Regions from separate parts of the Homo sapiens genome. Here region 2 is linked to region 1. A link is an interaction called in ENCODE POLR2A ChIA-PET data of the cell type or tissue named here. Cell type or tissue: PC-3. All regions are shown on one strand. Each heading gives the region's core, and the rest is flanking DNA. Links, peaks and the distances in the headings are about the cores only. Region 1 overlaps ANKRD33B (ankyrin repeat domain 33B). Region 2 overlaps SEMA5A (semaphorin 5A).

Region 1 (5,384 bases), core at 255-5,254:
GAACCAGGGGTGTGGCGGGGCCAGGCGTCATTTCCAGCTTTCCTCTTTTGCATACCACAGACCTGTCCATCCACTCATTTAGGAGCTCTCTGAATCAAGCACTCCTCTCCCTCCTCCTGCCCGGGGTTGGGGGCTGGGCTCCATCTCTGCCTCCTGAATGCTCCCGTGGCTTCCTGGTGAGCTCCCCACCACTGGGAGAGCCTCAGGTCCAGGGTGGAGAGGCCCCACACCAGGCCGCACAGCCAGCTGTGAATCATGGTCCTGACCTTGCACTCTTTTTGAACGGCTCTATGCTAGTTTCCCCTTTTTTATTTTTATTTTTATTTATGTATTTATTTTGAGACAGTGTCTTGCTCTGTTGCCCAGGCTGGAGTACAGTGGCATGATCTCTGCTCACTGCAACCTCCTCCTCCTGGTTTCAAGTGATTCTCCTGCCTCAGCCTCCCGAGTAGCTGGGATTACAGGCACCCGCCACCACTCCCAGCTAATTTTTCTATTTTTAGTAGAGATGGGGTTTCCCCATGTTGGCCAGGCTGGTCTTGAACTCCTGACCTCAGGTGATCCACCCCCCTCAGCCTCCCAAAGTGCTAGGATTACAGGCGTGAGCCACCATGCCCAGCCAGTTCTCCTCTTTTTTTTTTTTTTTTTCTTTTTGAGATGGGGTCTTGCTCTGTCACCAGGCTGGAGTGCAGTGATGCAATCTTGGCTCACCGCAACCTCCACCTCCTGGGTTCAAGCAATTCTCCTGCCTCAGCCTCCGGAGTAACTGGGACTACAGGTGCACGCCACCACGCCCAGCTAATTTTTATATTTTTAGTAGAGATGGGGTTTCACCATGTTGGCCAGGACGGTGTGATCTCTTGGCCACGTGATCCACCCGCCTCGGCCTCCCAGAGTGCTGGGATTACAGGCGTGCGCCACTGCGCCAAGCCTATCTCCTCTTTTTTTAAAATAAACTTTTGATTTGAGAATAGTTTATGTTTACAGAGAAACCACAAACACTGTACAGAGAATGCCTGTGTGCCTCACACTGGTTCCCTCTGTTGTTAAGATCTGACGTCCGTGACGCGCTGAACACAATGAATGGACGCGTGTCAATTCACCATTATTAACTGAAGTCCGTTCTTTATTCGGATTTCCTCAGCGTTTCCCGGATTTCCTTTTTCTGTTGCAGGATCGCATGTGGCATTTAGCACTCATGGCTCCTCAGGCTCCTCTTGGCTGTGAGCTTCTCAGACTTCTCTTGTTTTTCATGACCTCGACAGTTTTGAGGAGGACTGGTCAGGTACATTGCAGAATGTTCCTTAATTTGGACGTGCCTGATGCTTTTCTTGTGATGAGACTGGAGTTATGAGTTTTTGGAGGAAGACGCCCGATAAAGGGCTGATGGGCCTTGGTCACCTGGCTGAGGTCATGTTAGCAGATTTCTCCACTGTGAGGTTCTCTCCCTCCTCCCCCGTTTCCGTGTAATAGTCTTTCACAGGAAGTCAGTGCACGCAGCCCGCGGGTTAAGGAGGGGGGAACACGTTCTAGCCCCTTGAGAGTGGAGTGCCTGCCTGGATTATTCAGAATTTTTCTTCCAGATTTTTCTATTCTGCTGGGCACCTTTTACACACAGATTGTCTCCTATAATTTTCACAAATGGGAGGTTGATATTATCCCTCATTTTACAGATATGGAAAAGCTGACTTCCAAAAGACACCCGGATTCTGAGTGGCAGGCCTGGGCCTTGAACCTGGCTGTTCTCAGAGCCAGCTCTCTTCAGTACTGAGCTCATTGTCTACACTATGTTCCAGTGACGCGATTTCATTCAAATTCACTTCCTCCCTGGGTCACTTGTGACCCTCTCTTAAGCAGGGTAGGGCTTATTGGTGGAGAGGGGGTGTTCTGGGGTTCTCTAGGTGAACCTACCCTTTAAAAGGGCTTCTCTGAGGATTTCAGGAACCAAGTCCGATTCCATAATGTCCAAGTTGGACTGGGCTCAAACTAGATTTTTTTCTTTTTTTTTTTTGAGACAGGGTCTCACTCTGTCGTCCAGGCTGGAGTTCAGTGGTGTGATCTTAGCTCACTGCAACCTCCACCTCCTGGGTTCAAGCAATGCTCCTGCCTCAACCTCCTGAGTAGCTGAGAATATAGGCATGCACCAGCACACCCAGCTAATTTTTGTATTTTTAGTAGAGACAGGCACTATGTTGCCCAGGCCGGTCTTGAACTCCTGGCCTCAAGTGATCTGCCTGCCTTGGCCTCCCAAAGTGCTGGGATTACAGGAGTGAGCCACTGCACCTGGCCTCAAACTAGATTTCAATATGGCGTGTGTTTGGGTTCCCTTGTGCAAGGAAGGCTGTGTGTCTCATATATGTAAAGAAAAGGAAAGCTCCTTTTGGTTACTCATCATGGTTTTTAAAGAAGAAAGGTTAATACTTATACATTCTTAGAAGTATTGGGTCCACCTTTGATTTCCATTGAATGGGGTCATCTGTGTGATGAGAGGTATTATTCTGCCATCCTGGGAAAACCCGTGGGAAGCAGGGCGTGATTTCTTGGATCATCGAAAGCTCAGGCCTGTAGTCAGAACAAGTTGACTGCATGTTGGTTTTTCTGGACTCAACATAATACGCAGAACAGATCTATATAATGGGTGGTTTGCTCTGTGGACTTTGAGTTTTTCCTCTTTCCACCTGTTCAAAGTGCTGAGGATATATCAGTGCAAAGGAACATCCTGCAGAAGATTGTGACGGACACGCTATTTCACAGTTTAAAGAAATGGCTCCAAAGGAATTGCAATTCATTTTACTATGCCCCTGGTTAAATCTAACTGACAGGTGCCGCCAAGCATTTAACTGGACCATAAACCAAACTGAGATCAAAGGATTCCCCCACCTTCCCATACCACCCAGTTGAGAGTAATTCAGCAGCTCTGGGTACCTGACAGCTGGCCTTAGCCCCTCCCCGCACATAGTAAAGGACGAGGGAGAGCAATGTGGTGTAAATGAGTCAAAAAAGCACCAGCGACTGGCTGTGAGTCACGCAGCGAGGGGATCGTACCCTTTGTTTCCTGCTTATAACCTGAACACTGTTAGACTCATCAGGGCTTCCTTTTCAAAAAGATACATGGTTCCCCTTTTCACATTTGTGGAGAGCTCAGGAGATGGGCTGAGGTCAATGGCGAGCTTGCTCCTCAGGAGAGTTCACCCCTGATTTTGGTTGCCTGTTCCTTCTTCTTTTGGATTGATGAAGAGCAAACCCACAGGATTTCATACTGGTGAGGCAGCAGCCTGGAGTGGCCCTCAAAGGAGGAAACTGGGTTCCAACCCCGGCAGTACTATCCCTCAGGGTGTGGCTGGGGAGACAGAAGCCACTTGATATATCGGAGGGTTTCATATTGGATTTGCTGAACTGAAGGGGCTAGGGGAGCAGAGGCCAAGGGCGCCCAGCCCTGCCTACTGGAGATCTCAGCCGCAGCGGGGAATCCTGGAGGCTGCTGCAGCGTCATGCTCACGTAGTATTCTGTCTGCAGAGGTGGGCTGGGCTGGGGAGGCACCTCAGGTCTCATGCCTGCCCGACCCCAGAGTGATGTCCTTGCCACCTCTCTCCCATCCCAAATCTCAGGCAGTGCCACCCATTGGAAGTTTCTGTGCAAACCAGATGCCTGTGGAGATTCTGGGCCCAGGGCCCGGCTTCTCCATGATTCAGGTGTTCCTGGGGGGAGGGAGGTGATGCCAAGTTAAGGAGAGAGTGCATAGAAATGTCCACGAGGCCCCTGCAGCTGCGACAGTGGGGGCTGAAAGGAACATGCTTGAGTTGGAATGAATAAGTGGGGATTTCTGAGCACTGCGTCATCGGTGCATAAGAATGGGGACTGTGGCCAGACACAGTGGCTCACACCTGGAATCCCAGCACTTTGGGAGGCTGAGGCAGGAGAACTGCTTGAATGCAGGAGTTTGAGACCAGCCTCGGCAACGTTGGGAGATCCCATCTCTACAAAAAAAAATTTTTTTTAATTAGCTGGGCATGATGATGCTCGCCTGTGAGCCCAGCTACTTGGGAGGCTGAGGAGGGAGGATCTCTTGAGCCCAGGAGGTCCACACTACAGTGAGCTATGATCGTGCTCCTGCACTCCAGTGTGAGTGACAAAGAGAGACTCCATCTCTTAAATAAACAAAAAGGATGGGAACTGGGTACCCAGCACCTCCCCTGGGGTTCAGGAGGAGAGACTCGGGCAGATTGCTCATATTCCCAAGAGTTTCAGACCTCATCAGCAGGGGCCTGGATGGAGGTGGCAGCTCAGGGGAGGGTGCAGCAGAGGGAGAGAGGAAGGAAGCTCTTTCCACCAGGTGTGGTTGGTCACGAAGGAGTGAAGTCTGAGCTTCGGGGACAGTGGTTCTCACCTGGGGTGTTCTTGCCCCACCGATGGCGGTTTGGTGGTGTCTGGACACAGTTTTGGTTGTCACAACCTATGCGGGAGTGGGGGTGGTTGCTACTGGCATCTATCGGGTAGAGACCAGGGATCTGCCTAGTGTCCTGCAGTGCACAGGGCAGTCCCCACAACCAAGAGTCATGCGGCCCCCTGTGCCGACTGTGCCAAGGCTGGGACGGACCCTGCTCCAGGACACTGAAGTGGGGGAGGGGGAGATGTATTCACACAAGGACTTATGAGCTAGCCGGCATCAGGTGGCATGGACAGTTGACCCAAGAGGATGCTCTCCCACTCCATTTTGGTTTTCCATGGGAGAATCCTGGAAACAGCACTGTTGCTGTGACATTCTCCTTATTCACCATTAACTGAGAGCACCATGGGCGTGCCTGGGAATGAGCAGAAAGTTAGATCCTTTTTGGAGGTGCAAGGTGAGAAAGGGGAGAAATCTGTGTTCTCTGAGACATCTCCTTACCTGCTTTGCTTTATAGCTGAGGGCCTTGCCTGCGACACTCTGTGGGATGTGTGTGGGCGTAGGTAGTTAGACACACACACACACACACACACACACACACACACACACGGCGGCGGGGGGAGGGGTGGTGGTGGGTAAGGGTGGAGAGAGAGACTCCTGCTTCTGGGTGGGAACAGGGTGCCAGCGTGAATTGGCACTGTCCTATTGCTATGATGATGACTTTTTCCTCCCTGCAGCTCTGGAGCACTTGGAAGCGGTTCTGAAGCTCATTTGCAGCTTTGCATCTGTTTGCACGGGCGTCTCCTGCTGGGAGTTGAGGCTTCCTGCCCTCATTGGCTGTCTGAGGCTGCGCTCCCTACCTGCCCGCAGCGTCCCTGCCCCCCACATCCACCCCCAGTAGTGTAATGGGACAGCTCCTCCCTCGAGTGCTTTGCCGAAGGGGACCTGCAAGAACCCAAAACAGCAGCGCTGCAGCCAGGGCGGTGCCTTCTCCTT
Region 2 (5,384 bases), core at 125-5,124, 1.3 Mb before region 1:
AACACACACTGGAGTTTGAAGACTGAGTTCCAGAAAAAAAAAAAAAAAGTGCAACAGATCATTAATTTCTTACAATGATTCTATGCTGAAATTAAAATATTTTGGATATATTGAGGTAGTAAAATATACTGTTAGTAGTCATTTCCCTTGCTTCTTTGTACTTTTTTCAGTGTGCCTAGCAGATCATCTTAAATTACCTATTTGGCTCACATGGTGCTTCTATCAGACGGCACTGTTATAAGACCCTTTGTCTACCAGTGTGCTTATTCCTTTCTGTTATACTTGGGAACTGTCATGTAAATTAAAATAAAATATTCATAGAAACCAACAAGGCCTCTTTGCTGGAGACACGTGATATAAAAAAAAAAAGTGTGTCATGAATTGCCAGCCTTCTCTCTCCAGACTAAGTAAACAGTAGGCTACAGAACTCCGTACACAGCCACATAATATGAAAAAGCAGAATTGCCCTGCTTTGCACCAATGGTACAGCAGTCTGACCTCTATCATTAGAGCCGCATTTTTAAAACCACAGTTCAAAAAGTCACGTCTTCTTGCTTGGTGCTATGTCAGTAGACTAAGCTCTCACCACGTGGTGGTACTGATGGGCATCCTATACTTCAGTAACAGCTCATCAATCCCATCAATAATTGCAACCTGATTTCCACCGAAGGCAGCCAAGACCAAGGAGGCAATGATGAGAAAAGTACAATCAGTTTCCTTGACCTCACAAAAATATATACACATGAGTTAATGGAAATACATCTCCTCACTTTTTTGCATCTATTTATTTGGACATCATGTCAGTAAAATTTGCAAAAATATCACAATAGACTCTCATAAGCCCTTCACCTAGATTCCCCTGTTAACACTGTATCATATTTGCTTTATTATATTTGCCTCTGCACATGTGTATAGCTTCTATGTATGTATGTGTATAACAATTTTAAAAGCTATTTTGATATAAGTTACAGAAATGATATCCATTATCCCTATATCTTTTAGCATGCTTTTCCAAAAAACAATGACATTCTCCTATATTACAGTTATCAAAATCAACAAATTAATATTAATACATTTCTACTATCTTATCCAGACATTTGAATTTCTCCAGTTGTCCAAATAATGTCCTTTATAGTAAGAAAAAATATATCTGCTGCAAGATTCAATTTGGGTCAAGTATTGCATTTGATCCCCATGTCTATTTGTTGAGCTTTATGATGGAAGAGCTCTTTATTATTTCTTCTTTTTTCATACCTTTCATGACTTCGTGATATCTGAAGGGTAGAGGCCAGTTTTTTGTAGGATGTCCCTCAGTGTATCTGATGGTTCCTCATGATAAAGTTATTAGTTATAATTTTGGTTATAATTTTTGGCTGAAATATCAAGGACATCTTGCTGCGTCCTCTGTGCATCAAATCACTGAACTCTGTCCCATTGCTGGTGAAGTTCCCCTTGACCTTTGACTATTTGGTCATGGGCTATTTGCCAGATTTCTTTACTATCAAGTTATAAGTTTTCCTGTTGTAATTAATAAGTATCATATAGGTAAGTACTTTAAGACTACCATGAATAAATATCCTGGCTGTCATCAAACTCTGACCCATAAATTAGCATCTATTGATCACTTTTGCCTAAATCGATTTTTAGTATAATGGTTGCCAAATCATAATCTCCTAATCAAATTATTCCTTCAATATTCATTAGTTGGCATTTGTTTACTCATTTATTTATGTTTTATGTTAGCATCTACTCATGGATTCTTATGTTATTCAATGTGTTATAATCTACCTCTGGCATTATCTATTTTGACAATCAAATTGCCCCAGATTTCTTCAGCGAGCCCACTTCAAGCTGGCTCCTAGTTTCTTATGACACACCCTCATCATTCTTTAAATATTTTCCTTAATTTCTGAAACAACAAGCTCTTCCAGTCTTATCTGAGTTCTCCTTGCCCAATTCTAGATTAAGTCACTTCTCAAAAAAATCCTTCGTTTGTTTTCATGGAGAATTAAGTTTAGAAACAAAGTAACATGTATCAAGTGTGTTCACTGCTACTAAGAATACTTCTAAACCCTCTCAGCTGACGGAGCTAGCAAATTTAAAAAGAAATGAATGCGTATATGTAAATATATGTTTGTGCACACACAGACCTACAAAACCTCACTTTTTAACACAAGTGATATGCCAGAGAGTATACCATGAGAATCAAAATGAGTATAATATGTAGTTTCTATCTACTAAACGATATATATTTTAGAAAAGGTTATCTAAAACAATCTTTAAAATGGCATTATGATTAAATTGTTGATCATTCTTTTTTTAATTAGCAAATAAAAATTATATATATTGATAGTGTACAACATGTCACTTTGATATACGTATACGTTGTGGAATGGCTAAATCAAGCTAATTAATATGCAGGTATCTCACATACTTTATTTATTTATTTATTTATTTTGGTGTTGAGAACACTTGAAATCTACTCTGTTAGCAATTTTCAAGCACATAGTACATTGTTAGTAGTTATAGTCACCATGTCATACAATGGATCTCTTTAACTTATTCCTTTGTCTAACTGGAATTTCTTGTTCTGTGGCCAACATCTCCCTAACACCTTCCCTGACCTTCTGGGCCCCTGGAAACCACCAGTCCACTCTCTGCTCCTAAGAGTTTGTCTTTTTAGATTTCACACATAAGTGAGATCTTGCAGTTTTGTCTTTCTGTGCCTGGATTATTTCACTGAAGGTAATGTCTTCAAATTGCTGATCATTCTGATTCCTTAATAATAAATTCATAATTTTACCACTCAATTAGCTCAATGAAAGACTCCAGTTATGTACTAAATTGCAGTGGAAAGACAATTTATTGTCAATTGTGATAAAACTATTATAATGGAGATTTATTATTTATTATCATCACTTTAAAAAATCAAGAATAATAGAAAATTCTTGATAAATTGCAATGTTTTATCTCTTTTGAACGTCTTACTTATTTTTCGCCATGCTAGTATGGAGTTGGCAGTGATTTGTGACCATTTCACAGATGAGGAACCAATAATTCCTAGAAGTCATGGAACTAGATCACAAATCAGGTTGATGTGTCTTCAAAGCCCTTGCTTTTTATCAATATTAGCTTTGATCAGGGGATTGGCTGATTTTAACACCTTGCTAAGTAAAAGATAGATTTAATATTAAAACCTAGCTCTGAAGTTCCCTAAATGTTCACAAGCAGCAGCATTAAAGAGAGAATAAAATAATATAAAATCCTCTCCAATCACCTCTTAGAGCTCTAGCACATGAGAGTGAGACGAAAATTGGTTGAAGAACTTTTTCCAAACTCTACACAGCCCGAAGATTCTGGCATAGTCTGTAGGGAGTTCCAGAATCTTGGTGAAGAAGATATTTGTGTCTTAACTCTCTTATTTTCTAGGAGACACTTTTTAAAGACTAGAGGGAAAAGTGGGCTTTTGTGACTCAGATCTGCTACTAAAATAAATACTTCATTTAAGTACAAGATCTCAGGTCCATTGTTCAAACCGCAACAACAGAAGTAGGTAAATTTCATTTTGATCTATTTCCCTTTATTCTTTGTTATAGATAGCTTTTAACCCAAGTATTCATATTTATGTTAATATAAATTATAAAGAGGAAACAAAGCTGTTTTACAAGAAATTGATGCCCGGATGCATCAAACTAAATAATCGATGATTGCTGTAACTGTGGGGGAAGGAATGTGTCCAGGCTTTGAAGCAATGTTCCTTGAATGGTCTGTCATCTAAGGAAGGACAAATCAGGATCACATCCACGGAACAAACAGGGCCACCTGACAGGAGGAAAAGGCTAATCAGGAATTAAGGGAGGTAATGACTCGTAACAAGTAGGGCCGCCTTAGTCCCGTGGCCTGACCTGCTGAGGAAACGAGCCCCTGCTCAGGCTGGATTAACACCTTTACATGCATCTGTCTTCATCCCCTCAAACAGTGAGTTAATTGGGATGGAAAATGAAAGCTTGAGAAAAATAAATTGCACCTACCTGGATAAGAGACAGATCCTCAAGCTGTAACCTGAAGAGGTAGTTTCTGCAAAATACAAAAACAGAGCAGTTTTATTTTTAATAGATCACAGAAAGTTAAGAGTTTATAAAAATTTCAAGAACAAAGAAAATAATAATTTTGACTTCAAAAGCATCTTCTTTCTAAGAATATGTTCAGCACTACTTTCCTTGGATCTTAGAGTACAAAGAGGAATTCAAGAGGTCAACAAATACACATTAGAGATTGGTGAGAAAGCTAACGAATAAGTGGGGTGTGTCTGTACATACTTACGGTAAGTGTAAGTCATTAACTGGATCTCTTGATCTATATGGAATAAATAAAAGGACATGGGCATTCCATTCTGAAACTCTTTTACTTAAGATGATGTACAACTATTCCTCATAGGTCTTCCTTTATAATTATCACCTAAATTCACCATGTTTTATAATTAAGATTTTGAATTCAAGCAATGCTCTGAGGTTCACAGTACTCTACCTTGTAAGATGGATTCAGTACGTAATAAACGTTTAGAAATATGAACTTGGGCCCGGCATGGTGGTTCACACCTGTAATCCCAGCACTTTGGGAGGCTGAGGCAGGAGGATATTTTGATCCTGAGAGGCAGAGGTTGCCAGGCTCCTGGGAACCATGGCAAAATCTGTCTCTACAAAAAATACAAAAGTTATCCAGGCATATTGGCTTATGCCTATAGTCCCAGCTACTCAGGAGGCTGAGGCAGGAGGATGCTTTGGTCCTGGGAGGTGGAGGTTGCAGTAAGCTGTGATCACACCACTGCAGTTCAGCCAGGGTGACAGGGCGAGACCCTGTCTCAAAAATAAATAAATAAATAATAAATACATAAATATAACTTGCATTATATAGGATTTGGTTTAAAAAGAAAAGAAAAGAAACATGAACTTGGTGGTCTGCCCAAAGGAAACTGATGACATCAAGGGCTTCAAAGAGTCAAGTTTCACTGCCCAAGTATAAAATAGGAAATTAGAGAAAAGTAAAATATCAATTTCAACAAAGAAGGGGAAGAATAGTGAAACATGCAGTGGAGATCAGTAGAGGACACAGAAAAAAGATAGATTAGTTACACTGGGCTTTGGACTCTAGTGTTGTAGGTTTTAGAAACAACTCATTAACCTACCTCAGTATTCTTTGCTTCAGCCTCTAACTGAAATCCTGGCATCATGTAAATGGGAAGATGGGGCGGGGATGTGCACCAGCAGCACCCCAAAGAGGAAGGGAGGAGAAAGCCAGCCTAAGTGCAAATAATAATGTCAAGAACATGCTGGCACATAATGGTAAGCAAACTCTAAGATGCAAATGAGCACGAGGTGGGATCT

What was found. Peaks named below come from ENCODE experiments on the same cell type or tissue, not always from the same donor. Only the 100,000 strongest peaks of a DNase experiment are listed, where the experiment ranks them.
Region 2: POLR2A ChIA-PET joins it to region 1 with 5 read pairs; 1 of 35 experiments calls an interaction of 5 or more read pairs at or near these places.

Annotation. Positions count from the first base shown.
Region 1 is chr5:10,632,467-10,637,850 of GRCh38, forward strand. All of the region lies in intron 2 of ANKRD33B (ankyrin repeat domain 33B), which reads left to right. Among named protein-coding and RNA genes, the nearest start is that of ANKRD33B, 71 kb to the left of the region's middle. RefSeq lists enhancers at 1-118, 139-208, 1,639-1,718, 3,611-3,930, 4,504-5,236 and silencers at 1,299-1,388, 2,841-2,970. In PC-3, for the core only: no CTCF peak of the experiment used is centred there; a DNase peak (open chromatin) is centred at 3,005; H3K27ac peaks cover 453 bases.
Region 2 is chr5:9,314,341-9,319,724 of GRCh38, forward strand. It overlaps SEMA5A (semaphorin 5A), which reads right to left. Exons shown (of 23, transcript NM_003966.3): 5 at 4,032-4,077. Among named protein-coding and RNA genes, the nearest start is that of SEMA5A-AS1, 190 kb to the right of the region's middle. In PC-3, for the core only: no CTCF peak of the experiment used is centred there; a DNase peak (open chromatin) is centred at 2,581.